Linked DNA regions of Homo sapiens: region 1 is linked to region 2. The links are chromatin loops, found by intact Hi-C in ENCODE. Cell type or tissue: psoas muscle. All regions are shown on one strand. Links, peaks and the distances in the headings refer to the core of each region. The heading gives the core; the rest is flanking DNA.

The links. Hi-C counts contacts between places; a loop is a spot of excess contacts. Peaks named below come from ENCODE experiments on the same cell type or tissue, not always from the same donor. Only the 100,000 strongest peaks of a DNase experiment are listed, where the experiment ranks them.
Region 1: it touches region 2 in a loop (5-fold over the local background); 106 of 110 quality-filtered maps call a loop at or near these places.

Annotation. Positions count from the first base shown.
Region 1 is chr22:45,634,730-45,643,215 of GRCh38, reverse strand. It overlaps LOC105373069 (a long non-coding RNA gene), which reads right to left and starts at 7,235. Exons shown (of 3, transcript XR_001755590.2): 1 at 7,080-7,235. It overlaps LOC105373067 (a long non-coding RNA gene), which reads left to right and starts at 2,787. Exons shown (of 3, transcript XR_938308.3): 1 at 2,787-4,575; 2 at 5,885-5,945; 3 at 6,284-6,601. RefSeq lists enhancers at 3,058-3,829, 3,873-4,167, 3,456-4,655. In psoas muscle, for the core only: no CTCF peak of the experiment used is centred there; a DNase peak (open chromatin) is centred at 4,015; H3K27me3 peaks cover 313 bases.
Region 2 is chr22:45,970,695-45,974,694 of GRCh38, reverse strand. The region is part of intron 1 of WNT7B (Wnt family member 7B); the gene reads left to right. Among named protein-coding and RNA genes, the nearest start is that of WNT7B, 4.5 kb to the left of the region's middle. In psoas muscle, for the core only: no CTCF peak of the experiment used is centred there; no DNase peak of the experiment used is centred there; H3K4me3 peaks cover 1,878 bases; H3K27me3 peaks cover 4,000 bases.

The DNA.
Region 1 (8,486 bases), core at 2,071-6,070, 330 kb after region 2:
CCAGCAATCAGATACAGAGATCAAATCTGTTTCTGCCCACTTAGCTTAGAGCATTTCTGGTTATCTTGGGCAAAATGAGTTTGCAACTTTTAACTCAGACTTCTAAGAAGTCAGACGGTTTCACCCACTTTTTGTGTGTGTGGTTTTTTTTTTTACAAAGGATCTCTGAGGAAACTTGGCTGAAGGTGTGGGTTGATCTCTAATATCTGACATATTCTGCATTTGTAAATACCAGAGTACTTAAGAAGCAACAAAAATGGTTTTTATTTTATAAAGTGGAAGAAAAGATCCGAGGAAATACAACTCCTTTCATCAGACCCTTAGATCTTTCCTTTAAAACATAAAATTCTAAAGTAAATTGTGGGTTACTCTTGCCCTGTCCTGAATTCTAAGAGTTTGGCTGCTTAAAATATCATTAAAACATAATGAAATAAAGCTGACGTGGCCATGCTGCAGATTGATTGATGCATATCTGTTTATATGCTAATGAAAACTTTTGAGGAGCATATTTTTATATGGGGTCAAGATACTGAGCAGACCTCCTGTTTCTGGGCTGGGTCTTCATTCCTGGGAAAAGGAGTGTCTAGCAAATAGAAATATATTATAAATCACATTTTTAGCGAGAATGACAAAGCTTAGCAACCCTTGCCTTAGGGAACCTGTCCAATTTGTCAGTTAAAATTCAGCCTTCTGATATAAAACGAGCCCATTCATGTTGTGTGCGGGCTAATTCCTCGTGGAAAGAATCTGTTTGAGAGCTGTCAGCAGTGCAGAGAATGGGAGTAATACCAGGTAGAATGTGGGATCTCTGTGCAGGAGGCTTTGTGTCACTTCCTCAGTTTACCGCCTGTCCCTAAATCACTCACCCATGCAGGACCTTTCTCAGACCCTACATGGGCACGTGGGTGAGCCTCTGAAAATGCAGAGCTCCCTTCTAGGGGAGTTTTTGGTACTCAAGATTAGAACACAAGTCAGAATCTGTTCCCTTTATGAACAGATGGGAAGTATCTCATCTGAGTCTGTAAACCAAGGTAAAAGCGTTTCATTGAAAGGAGAGGGTGGCCAGGCGCGGTGGCTCATGCCTGTAATCCCAGCACTTTGGGAGACGGAGGCATGTGGATCACATGAGGCCAGGAGTTCGAGACCAGCCTGGCCAACAAGACGAAATCCCGTCTCTACTAAAAATACAAAAATTAGCTGGGTGTGGTGGTGCGCACCTGTGGTCCCAGCTCCTCAGGAGGCTGAGGCAAGAGAATCACTTGAACCTGGAGGCAGAGGTTGCAGTGAGCTGAGATCGCGCCAAAGGAAAGGGTCAAGGCAGATCCATTTCCCTCAACATTTGGGCACAGACAGGCCTTTCTGGTATAGGGGGAAGAGGCGGATTTTGATTTCGAGCCCCGTAATTTGTTGATTCTGAGAGTGTGCCCATAGACAGGTTCACTGAAGGCTGCGTGGACAGCAAATGCAACGGGCTTTATGTTGAATGGTGGCACACTTTGGGGAGCAGAGGATGCACTGTAGGCTCACACCCTACATCCGTGTGTTCCCTCTGTGTCCCAAGCCCAGGGGGATGCCCAGCCTCATCCTGCCCTGTCTTCCCAGGGCCAGCGGCAGTCAGCCCATGTGGCTGCTGCACGAACCCCGCACTGACGCTGGACCAAGGCCTTGAGTGCCGTGCACGGACCACCTGCTTCGGACCCCACACCTGCAGTGCTGGGGAAAATTACACCTTTTGGGGCCCCACGCCAGACCTCCCAGTCAGGATCTCTGGGGTCTGTGCCTGGGGACTGCACTGAACCTTCATCTCGGGTGATTTGAGAGCCCCATGAGAGTCCACCTGTGCCTTCCACACCTTTCCTCTGGGGGTGACCGTCCCACAGGGACCAGCCCCAGCCCTGCTCTCCGGGCCCCTACCACCACTGCCTCTTCAAACGCCGGCCCATGAACCCCACAGGCACCCCGTAAGGCCGGCAGCATCGTTTCCAGATGGGCCCAGAAGCTTGAGCCGTGGCAAAGCTCATGGGATTTGGGAGCTGGGATTCTGGGCTACTGTGCCTTGCACTCGCCCAAACCCAGCAGAGACTGTGGACTGGAGCAAGAGCGCTGTGAACCCAGCCTGGCTGCTCCCTGGAGAGGAGGGCGCGGGACTGGACTGAGCCCCACAAGCCTGAGGGAGGAGCACGGGCCTCAGGGGCTCCTGCTCTGGGCTACCACGGCTTCTTCCTGGCTGTGTTTCTTCTGGTCCATCGGGCAACCTCTCTGAATTCAACTGTCCAATCAACAAAACGTGGGTAAGGGAGCACCCCTTTGCCTCTTCCAGGGTGGAAGGGGAGGGCGGGGGTGACCCTCTCTCGGCTTCCTCCCCTGTCCACCTTCCCATTTTAGACCTGGGATGGGAGACGTGTAGACTGTGTTCCAGGATTCAGTCCCAGGTTCTTGGCAGATGTGAATGCTTGGCTGCCCTTCAGGCTGAGTGTAGCTGCCACAAAGACAAAGGGCCCAGCTGACCCTAGGGCTACTGTGTGCCCTCATTCTGAGGCCTGCGAGTTGCCAGCCCTATCCCTTCAAAGGGGTAGTTAGGTGCGTGTATCTCACACCTGGACGCATCACAATGAGGTGGGAAAGTCAAGCACCTCCACAGCCCTTCCCTCTGGGACCCAGGGGAGTCTTCCCAGCCCCTAGCACTCCCCACTCTCCACCAAGGCCAACCAGCACCTGAGGGCAGGCCCCTCCCTGCCCCCAGCACAACTTCCTGACCAGGGACCACAGGCCTAGGGTCTGTGTCACTGATCAACTGTGAAGGCTGAGACATAGCCACCCCCACCCATTCTGAAAAGGAAAAGCCCTCAGAGCTTCCCAGACTGGCACCTGCTCCTAGGGTGTGAGGAGGGTAGCACAGGGTCTGCCCTCAGAGACCTCAGGCTCAGAGAATCAAGCTTCTCCCTCCCCTCCTGGGACCTACAGGGTCTGAGATCGTCCACCAGGAGGAGGAGAAAGGAGTAGAGACCCCCTTCCTCGCTGCTGTCCTGGGACAGCCGGCACCCCTGGCACCCTCTGCCTCCCCACACTTCCATGGCTTTGCCCTCTTGGCTTTCTGAGCCTCTGCCAAGCTTCTGTGCATTCTTCAAGACCCACCTCAAAAGCCACCTCCAGGAAGCTGTCCTGGGTTCCTGTCCCTCGACCCCCAACAGAATTAACTGCCCTCTCCTCTGCTCCCGCCTCCTGCTCCAGGCCCCTGGGGCTCACAGCTCTCAGGCTGTGGTTTTTCTCACCTTCCTGCAGCACAGCACCTCCCTGCGCAGACCAACCTTATCCAATCAACAAACGGGCACTGAGTCCCTCCCTGAGCAAGCTCCGTGGAGGAAAGGGGCCGCCACGTGGGGGATGTGAGATAGTTTATCCCCTTGGCCTACATGTAGGGGTGGGCTGGATGAGGCACCCCTCTCATTGAAAGTCCTGTGGAGGCTCTGAGGGCACCCACAGTATCTAGAGCTGGGGCCAGAAGCTGGACCTGTTGCCAACCAAGACGCTGTCTCCCTGGCCCTTGCTTCCCTCACTGTGAGAATAGGAGCGGTGCACGCAAAGGCATGCCCTCAGCAGCCCTTTGAGGGGGGTGCTGTGAGGGGATTGGTGGCCAGGGCACAGAAAGGTTAAGTGGCTGGCTGAGGTCACACAGCAAGGCAGGTGCAACTCCAAGAGGTCTCTGCACAGGGCATGTTCTCTGTCTGCCCTCTCTGCTACTCCAGGTGTGGCCTCGGGAGAGGGCTGGTCTCCAACTGCACACTTCCTGGATAGCAGTGATCATGGACACATTTCAGGTTGGGCACTTGCAGTGCCAAGGGGAGGAGGACGCAATGTGAAGGGAAGGTTTCTTGGTCGTGGTCTGGATTGACAAGGAGGGCCAGAGGCAAACAAGGATCATCCAGACGGGACGGTTCACCTCTCCCTAACCTCCACAGCGACCCCAGGGCTGTTGGGCACCAGAGGAGGAAATGCTGACTCACTAATAGGAAGCTGGGACACACCCTCGTGTTGCAACCGTGGCCTCCCGGGGGTGCGTCGGCCTCATCTGGCCACTGGGCTGGCGTCCCCCTCTGCTTTCCATCAGCGCATACTGGATTCCCTCACCTTTTGCCGTCCCCACACTGCGCCACCCTGCACCTGGCACCACTCAGCACCTCCTCCTGGCCCTACCCGTCCGCCATGGAATCCAGCCACTGAGAAAGGCACCATTGAAACAGACATAATCATGGGTCAGAAGATGTGACTCAGCCTCTACTCAAATCTGTTTGTCAAACCAAAAGGTGCTTCGTGTTTAAGTCAAACTATCCCTAATGCATTTTCCATTCTCTTCAAAAACCACAGCCATCAGTTTTAAAAAAAGACAGAAAACATGAAGCACACTTCTCTTGCCTGGCTTACCATTTTCTTTGATCCATTAAAATCCAAGAGTGAGCCCTTCCTCGTCTCTAGAGTGTGGAGCAAAGAGGGAATAATTATCCATAAAGTGGCCTTCTGAGTGTTTGCTTTGCGATGAAAGAAAACTTTTGAGAGCTTGGAATAAAGAAGGAATATGTAAGTCTCTCCAGATCCCATCAATAATAATATTAATCAATTAATGATTTACTTGCGTTTTATATGTCTATTTGCTTTGCTATTCATAAGCATACATCGTTTCCTTAGAAACCCTGACATCAGCCAAACTCCATCTCTCTGGGAGCTAAAAGGCAGCTCTCAAGGAAAGACATACAGCTTCTCTCATTTTTTTTTTCAATGTTTGCAAATGGGAAATGATGAATTGATATATTCTAAGGAGCCATTTTTCTTCTTTCTTTTCCTTCCCATTACCATTGAAATCCGACATTTGAAACACCTACTGTATCAACATCTAATTCCCCACCTCCCTTCCCAACAATGCCTTTAGTCTTAACCAAATAACATTGCTTTCACCATGTGTGTCATTTATGTACATATGTGTATGTGCACACACACATATATATACAGTAAATATATATGCCATCAACCTCTTACTGACAAACAAAAATGTTGATTTATTTTCTTAGCTGACTTTAAAAACTTTAGTAATCTCCTTGCTCATGTACAAGACCATAGTAGAGCAAGGAGATTACTCCTTAATAGGAGCTCACAAAGTGTGGGTTGATGACGATAGAAAGTTCTGGATTTGCCAACTAAAAAGGCCACTTATCCACAATACCTCAAGTGGCAGCAAGTCAAATTTCCTTAGTACAAATACTTACAAGGGAATCGGGCAGACAGACAAATATAGATGGCTAAGAGTAGAGTGAATGGTGATTAAGGCACGCCCAACTCAATAACATTTTCTTTCATCTGCTGCTGCTGTGGAGAATATTCTTTAAAGAGGATTTTGTAAGTTTCCTTTTTGGGGACAGATTATAAAAGAAATTGGGCTGGGCGAGGTGGCTCACACCTGTAACCCCGGCACTTTGGGAGGCTGAGGCCAGCAGATCACCTGAGATCAGCCTGGCCGACATGGAGAAACCCCGTATCTACTAAAAATACAAAAATTAGCTGGGCGTGGTGGCGCGCGCCTGTAATCCCAGCTACTTAGGAGACTGAGGCAGGAGAATCGCTTGAACCCGGGAGGCGGAGGTTGTAGTGAGCCAAGATTGCACCACTGCACTCCAGCCTGGGCGACAGAGTGAGACCCTGTCTCCAAAAAAAAAAAAAAAAAAAAAAAAAAAAAGAAAAAAAAAAGAAAAGAAAAGAAAAGAAATTGAAGGCGAAGGCGTAGGAAGGGAAATCTACTTGCTGAGGAAAAATTAGAATATTTTCCAACAAGCAGAAAACTGGGAGGTCAAACAGGTGTTCCCCCATGTTAATGAACATCTTTTCATTTTTACAGGGGCTCCCTTTCCTGCAGTAGCTACTTTGTTTGGGTCTGAGAAGCACCAGTCATGGTCAAGGTGAAACTTAGTGGCTGGGATGGCTGGAGGAAGGAGCCGTTTGCTTATTCATTCAAGCAAATGAGGGTGTCCTCGGCGGGTAGGACAGCTCTTGGCCTCAGGAAGTCTCTGGTCTAGTGGGATGGAGCTATTCAGGCAGCAATGAGTTGGGGGTCTAGAAAAGAGATGAGAGCACAGAAGAGGGGGTTCATTCATCCTGAAAGGGGTTGGAAAGGCTTCCTCAGGACACAGAAGACAGAGGTGGAGCAGGGCCTTGGCAGGTGCAGAGGTCAGGAGAGAAGACATTGTTCTATGGCAAATTTCTGATTCTAAAACTATCACTTTCCTTCTCATATCAGCAAAATTCACCAGACTCAGAAAACTGCCCTGCCCCGTGACTTCCATCTGCTCCTCTCCTGATAATTGTAAAAGCCAATGAAGATTGTGCTTCTTAACTACACATCAGCCGGCTGATTGTAAGTGTTGGGAATATAATTAGGGGTACACGGCTCTGACCCTCACTCTTCGTAGGTTTAACAAGATTGGACTTACGCAATGGCAAGAAGGAAACCGAGATTGAAAATGACCAATTTTGCTGGTTGAGAGGCGTCTTGTTTTCTGGAAGAAACTGAGAATCTGCAGTTGTAGACTGGGAATGCTAGAACCTCTGGAGTGGCATCAACTCGATCGGGGGCCAAAACCATGAGAAAGCACCAATATTTTCCACCGTTTTTAACCAAACTCGGCTGTTGTTGGTCTAAAACCTGCCCTGGGTTTTGAGGGAGCGGTGCTTTTGTGAGCCCAGCTTGCCTTGAGTGCATGGATGGGAACCTGAAACCAGCCAGTCTTGCCTCCCACCCTCTCAACTTTTCCAGTAAAAAATGTGACGGGCACTTTTTTTCCAGTAAAACTGTTCCCCCAGCAGGACAGCCTATATGCAGCTAGGTTCCTGGCAAATGAGCAGGGAATAATAGCTGGCTAGAGGTGGGCGGGACTGAAATACAGCTGTCCACCTCTCCGGAAAACATCACCCAGGGTTCTCCCCATCCCCATCTGACCTTCCAGCCACTAAACAAATAAATAAGGCCTTAGAAGCTCCTAGAGTCAACCACAGCCTCAGCTTCTAAACCGAGGCTGTGATTCTACGAAACTCACCTCACATCTGTGTCATCTTTGAAAGACTCCAATGGCTGGATTGGTTTGATCCTATTCCGAAGGGCTTATAAAGAAGAATCCAGCCGGGTGTGGTGGCTCACACCTGTAATCCCAGCACTTTGGGAGGCCAAGGCGGGTGGATCACTTGAGCTCAGGAGTTTGAGGCCAGCCTGGGAAACATGGCAAAATCCCATCTGTACAAAATATACAAAAATTAGCCAGGCATGGTGATGTGCGCCTGTAGTCCTGGCTACTCAAGAGGCTGAGGTGGGAGGATCGCTTGAGTCTGGGAGGTAGAGGTTGCAGTGAGCCGAGATTGTGCCACTGCACTCCAGCCTGGGTGACAGAGCCAGACCTTGTCTCAAAGAAAAAACAACCCAAAACCTTAAACTCACTCAGTAAATGGAATGCTCCTGGCCTTGCTGCTCTTCATCTGACTGGGTTAAGTTCATGTAGAGAAGGGATCTGAAACATTTCTACATAGCTCCTAGTGATGCATGCATGCATGGGGGGATCCCTGGACCTCTCCCCTGAGCAGAGGCCGTTTACAGCTTGTAATTGTTTGCATTGCAATCAGTACCTACTGGAGACCTAACTACAGAGTTTTCTTGTGAGCACAATGGGAGCCTGGCTTGGAGATCTTTGCTGAGCCCCTATCCCCCAGGATGAGTTCCAAAGTCATTTATTTACCTGTGGCTTTCTCTCTTTCTTTCCTTCTCTTTTTTTCTTAATAATCCAGTTACTAATACTTTAAGTGGACTTCGTTGTTTTTTTGTTTTTTTTTGAAATGGAGTTTTGCTCTTGTTGTCCATGCTGGAGTGCAATGGCACGATCTCTGTTCACCTCAACCTCCGCCTCCCAGGCTCAAGCAATTCTCCTGCCTCAGGCTCCCAAGTAGCTGGGACTACAGGTGTGAGCCACGACACCCGGCTAACGTTTGTATTTTTAGTAGAGATGGGGTTTCACCATGTTGGCCAGGCTGGCCTCTAACTCCTGGCCTCAAGTGATCCTCCTGCCTCAGCCTCCCAAAGTGCTGGGATTATTGGCGTGAGCCACAACACCCGGCAGAAGATTCATTTTCAAAAGTATTCTTCCCAGTACTTTGGGATGCCAAGGTGGGAATATCACTTGAGGCCAGAAGTTAGAGACCAGCCTGTGCAATCTAGCAGGACCCTGTCTCTACAAAAAAAATACAAAAATTAGCCAGGTATGGTGGTGTGCATCTGTAGTCCCAGCTGCTCAGGAGGCTGAGGTAGAGGATCACTTGAGTCTAGGACTTGGATGCTGCAATGAGCCAAGATTGCACCACTGCACTCCAGCTTGGGTGACAGAGCGAGACCCTGTCTCAAAAAAACAAAAACAAACAAACAAAAAAACATATTCTGAGGCCCTAGAGCACAGAGGTGA
Region 2 (4,000 bases), core at 1-4,000:
GCTGAGCTTCCTTCTGTGTGGCCCTGGCTCTGCCCTCAGGCCCCACCCAGGGCCCCTGGAGGGGAAACTCCTCCCCCTGGTGAGCCAATCTAAAACACACACTCCCCACCCACCTCCTGGATTTCCAAAATGTGACCTCCGAACACCCTGTGGAATGGCAAGCAGGAAAGCCAGAGATCTACCCTGGGATCTGCTAAGGGAAGGAGAGCCAATCCCTCCCTCGAGGCTCAGCCCCTGCCCGCCAGGAATGGAGAGAAGGGCCCTGCTTTCTTTGCAAGCCATCTTGGCTACGCGCAGCGGTAGAAGGGGGAAGCTGGGCCCAGGTGTGTCGTCAGGGGTTAAATGACCTGGAAGCCCATTGCATTAAGGAGGAGGTTGGGGAGTCTGGGACCAATGGGCTGTCTGTTCTGTCCTCCTGTCACTCCTAGCCTGTGGCCTTGAGTGAGCCCTTTAACCTCTCAGCCTCCCTTTCTTCATCCAAAAAATGGGGTCACAACACCCCCTTCACTGCGTGCTGCCTGTGTTACTCCTGAGGGCCTTTGCCCTGTGGGTGCTGGAGATATGTGTCCCAATGAACACCTGTAGATACCAGGAGAATCTTTCTTATTGTTAATGACTGTGATGTCACTGAGGCTGACACCCTGGGGACTCCTCCAGATGGTGTATTCCAGGGCATCTGCATCCCAGGAGCTGGGATTTTCAGGGTCATAAAGTTCTGACCAAAGATCAGAGGTTGTATGCATGGATGGGGTATTACGTGATCACTTCCCTGCATGCTGCCTGTGTTTAATTACACGGGGGGCCACCTGGGCACGTGCAGCCATCACACACATGTGCCCCTAAGCCTGGTGCAACTCACATGTACAACCCCTGGAGGACTCCAGTACCAGCTGGAACCAGAACTCAGCCCTCACAATGCCCTTAGGGGTCAGGGCCCTAAGAACAAATGCACCTGGGATTTGGAGCAATTTGAAAACCTGATGGCTTCAGGGAGTCAGTTTCTCACCCAGGGCCCTTTTTGGACTGAGCGGCCTTCAGCTCCAGCCTTGGAGGAGGCCAAAGCAGAACTCAGAGGAGCCCGTCTGGAGTCTGGACACTCTCTGCTCACTGGAACTGGAGTCGCTGCAGTTCTAGGACCAGCCCTGCCGAAAGCCTGTCCCTGCCTTTGGGGCCAGAAGCAGAGGGGCCCGAGAGCCCTGGACTAGGGGGGATGAAGGTGGAGGAAGTGGCTGCTTCCTCCTGGATGATGAGCCTCCACACCAGGTCTAGAAGTTAGAAAATCCTCTTCCTCAGGACGACGGGCCAGACCGCCCAGCCTTCCCTTGTCTTGCCATCTTCCTGCTTTGTGCTGTGATTCAGATGTAAAGGGATGGTCATGTGGAACCAGAATTGGCTAACGACAGGAGGTGGGACACTAGACCTATGTTTCTGGGCTTAAACAAAAAATAAAAGGAACTCGAGGAGGGAGAACGTCTTTGTAGGTCTACTTCTCCACAAACCCATCCCCGCCAACCGCTCAAAGGAGAGCAAAAGAAGCAGGATGGGGAAGCCAGAGTGGGGAAGCCTCTGTGTGAGGAGAGCAGCACCTGCTGGCGATGCCTTCCCACTGGCGGCCTCTCCAAAGAGGTGCCCAGGCAGGGTCGTGCAAGCTCAGCACCAGCACAAGGCTGGGCCTGGTTAGCCATGGCAGTGCCTGTGTGCGACCCACAGCCAGCCTCCCTAAACCCAGGGCACACGGGGGCAGAGGCTCAGGACACTCAATGCATCTGTGCACACACACCTGTCCTCACAGACTGCCCACGCTCCCGCAGGCACACACAGGCACATGTAGGCACATGCATGCACACACGCGCATACGTTGCCGAGCACAGCCCCCCAAGAGGAGCACAAGCCTCCGCGCAGTTCCCCCGGGGAGCCGCCCCCACGTGCACCTTCTGGAGCCAGGCCAGAGCTGTGTGGCTCCCTAAAGGTGGGGGTACGGGTGTCCCAGCCAAGGCAACTTGGGCAAGCCCTGGAGGCGGCTCCCACCGCACGCTCCGGTCAGCCTCCCCTTTAAAAAAACCCGCCGGGGGAGGAGGCGGATGTAGGGGCGGCCCGTCCAATGGCAGCTGCGCGCCTCGGGAGACTTGGAGAAGTGAGCCAGAGCGAGCGACAGAGCCGGTTCGCACCGACAGACGGACGGAGGTCCAGACCGCAGCCAAGGCGCGCCCGCTGCCCCCGGCCGGGTCCCCGCCCCGCACTCCAGCCCCAGCTCCCGCCGCTGCCCCAGACCCAGCGCCATGCGCGGCCCTAGCGGCGGGGCACGGGCGACAACTGCGCCCGGGCCCACGAGACCCGGCCCCTAGCGCCCAGCGCCGCCGCCCTGCATCGGGGAGCTCCGCGGGGACCCCGGCCTCAGCTGGCCCAGGCGCCCGGCCCGCGGAGCCTGTTCAGCCCCGCCAGGCACGCCGGCCCACCATGCTTCTACTGTCGCCGCGCAGCGCGCTCGTCTCCGTCTATTGCCCGCAGATCTTTCTCCTCCTGTCCAGCGGCAGCTACTTGTGAGTGCCGCGGGCGGCGTGCGGGGTGGGCGGGTGGGCTCCCCCCGGGCCTCCAGCGCTGGAACCGGGCGGGCAGGGAACGCGGCAGCGAGGCCCCTGGGCGGGGCACCGGGTGACCGTCGCGCGCGGGAGCCGGGGGACTTTAGGTCGCCTCGCCAGCCTAAGCTGCCGAGGTGGAGCACTTGGCGGGCAGCTACGGCAGTGAGAAGTCCTGGCTCTGGGGTCAAAGAAAGGATGGCCTGAGAGCGGCTCGACTGCGGGAGTAGAGCAGGCTGTGCACGCCCAGCGCGAGGGCCCGCGGGCACGCGAGCGGCGCCGAGATTCCCTGCGCGTCCCAGCAGAGTCCTGGACCAGCGGGGGACCCCTCCCCATATTAACCCACGCGGCGCGCAATACCATGCCACACTTGGGAGAGCCGCACTCACACACCCGCTCCCTCGTGCAAACACCGGCATGCACGTGCACGCCGCGCTTCACCGGACAGCGCCCGGACTGTACCCCGAAGTCGCTGCGGCTTCTCGCGCCTTCCTGCCGCGCTGGGTAGCCTGATCCCTGCCCCTGCCGAGTCCTCACCTGGGGGCGAGGAGGACGCGCATTGCGTGCTGGCGGCCGCGTTCGCCCAGTTGTCTCGGCCAAGGGAGAGCGCGGAGCGTGGGCGCGCGTGTGTGTGCCCGGCAAGGCAGAGCCCACGGGGCTCTGAGAAGCTCCGGGCAGGGCCGAGTCCAGCCCAGTGAGCCCAGGGGGCGCGCAGTGGTGGCTTCGCCGAATTCCTAATGGGACGCATATGCTCTGGCCTCTGACTTAAAAAGAAGTTTCATTTATGGAACCGCCGTTTGGGGGAATTTAAGCTGGATGCTACTGATTAAACCTCAGAGCCTGCTCTCCCTCCCCTTCTCTTCCCTTCCCCCTCCCCCTCCTTTACACGCGGGCCACGTCCGGGGTCGCCTGACGCGGCCAGAGGGGGCAGCCGCTGCCTTCCCGCTCCCTGCGCCACCCCCTCCCCCCATGCGGTTGCAGTCCTAATACATCGCCTCGCCCCCACCCCCATTTAATAAAGACGCAGCCAATTTCTCCTCTTGCTCCTAGGAAATTACTATCCTACCAGTTTTCCTTCTATAAATAGTCGCGCATCTTGAAACAAAAGTTCGCAACCGCAGCCAGATGCTGCGAGGCCCGCGGTTTCCCGGGCTGTGGGACATAATTACAAGGTCCGGGCACAGAGAGCGCTCCAGGCCCGGCGGGCAGCCCCGGCTGCGGAGGCATCGCCTGAGGGGGGCGGGGCAGCAGGGCGCATGCGGGTGGGGACCGCCTGAGCAGTGGGGACCCAGGCTGATAAAGTGCCAGGGTCCCTGGGTCCTGCTTCTGGTGTCCTTTCCAGGAACTGGATCAACCAGGGGACTTTGGAATTTCAGCGTCTAGCGGTTGGAGGCCAGGAAGCCTCCCCCTCCCCAGAATCCTGG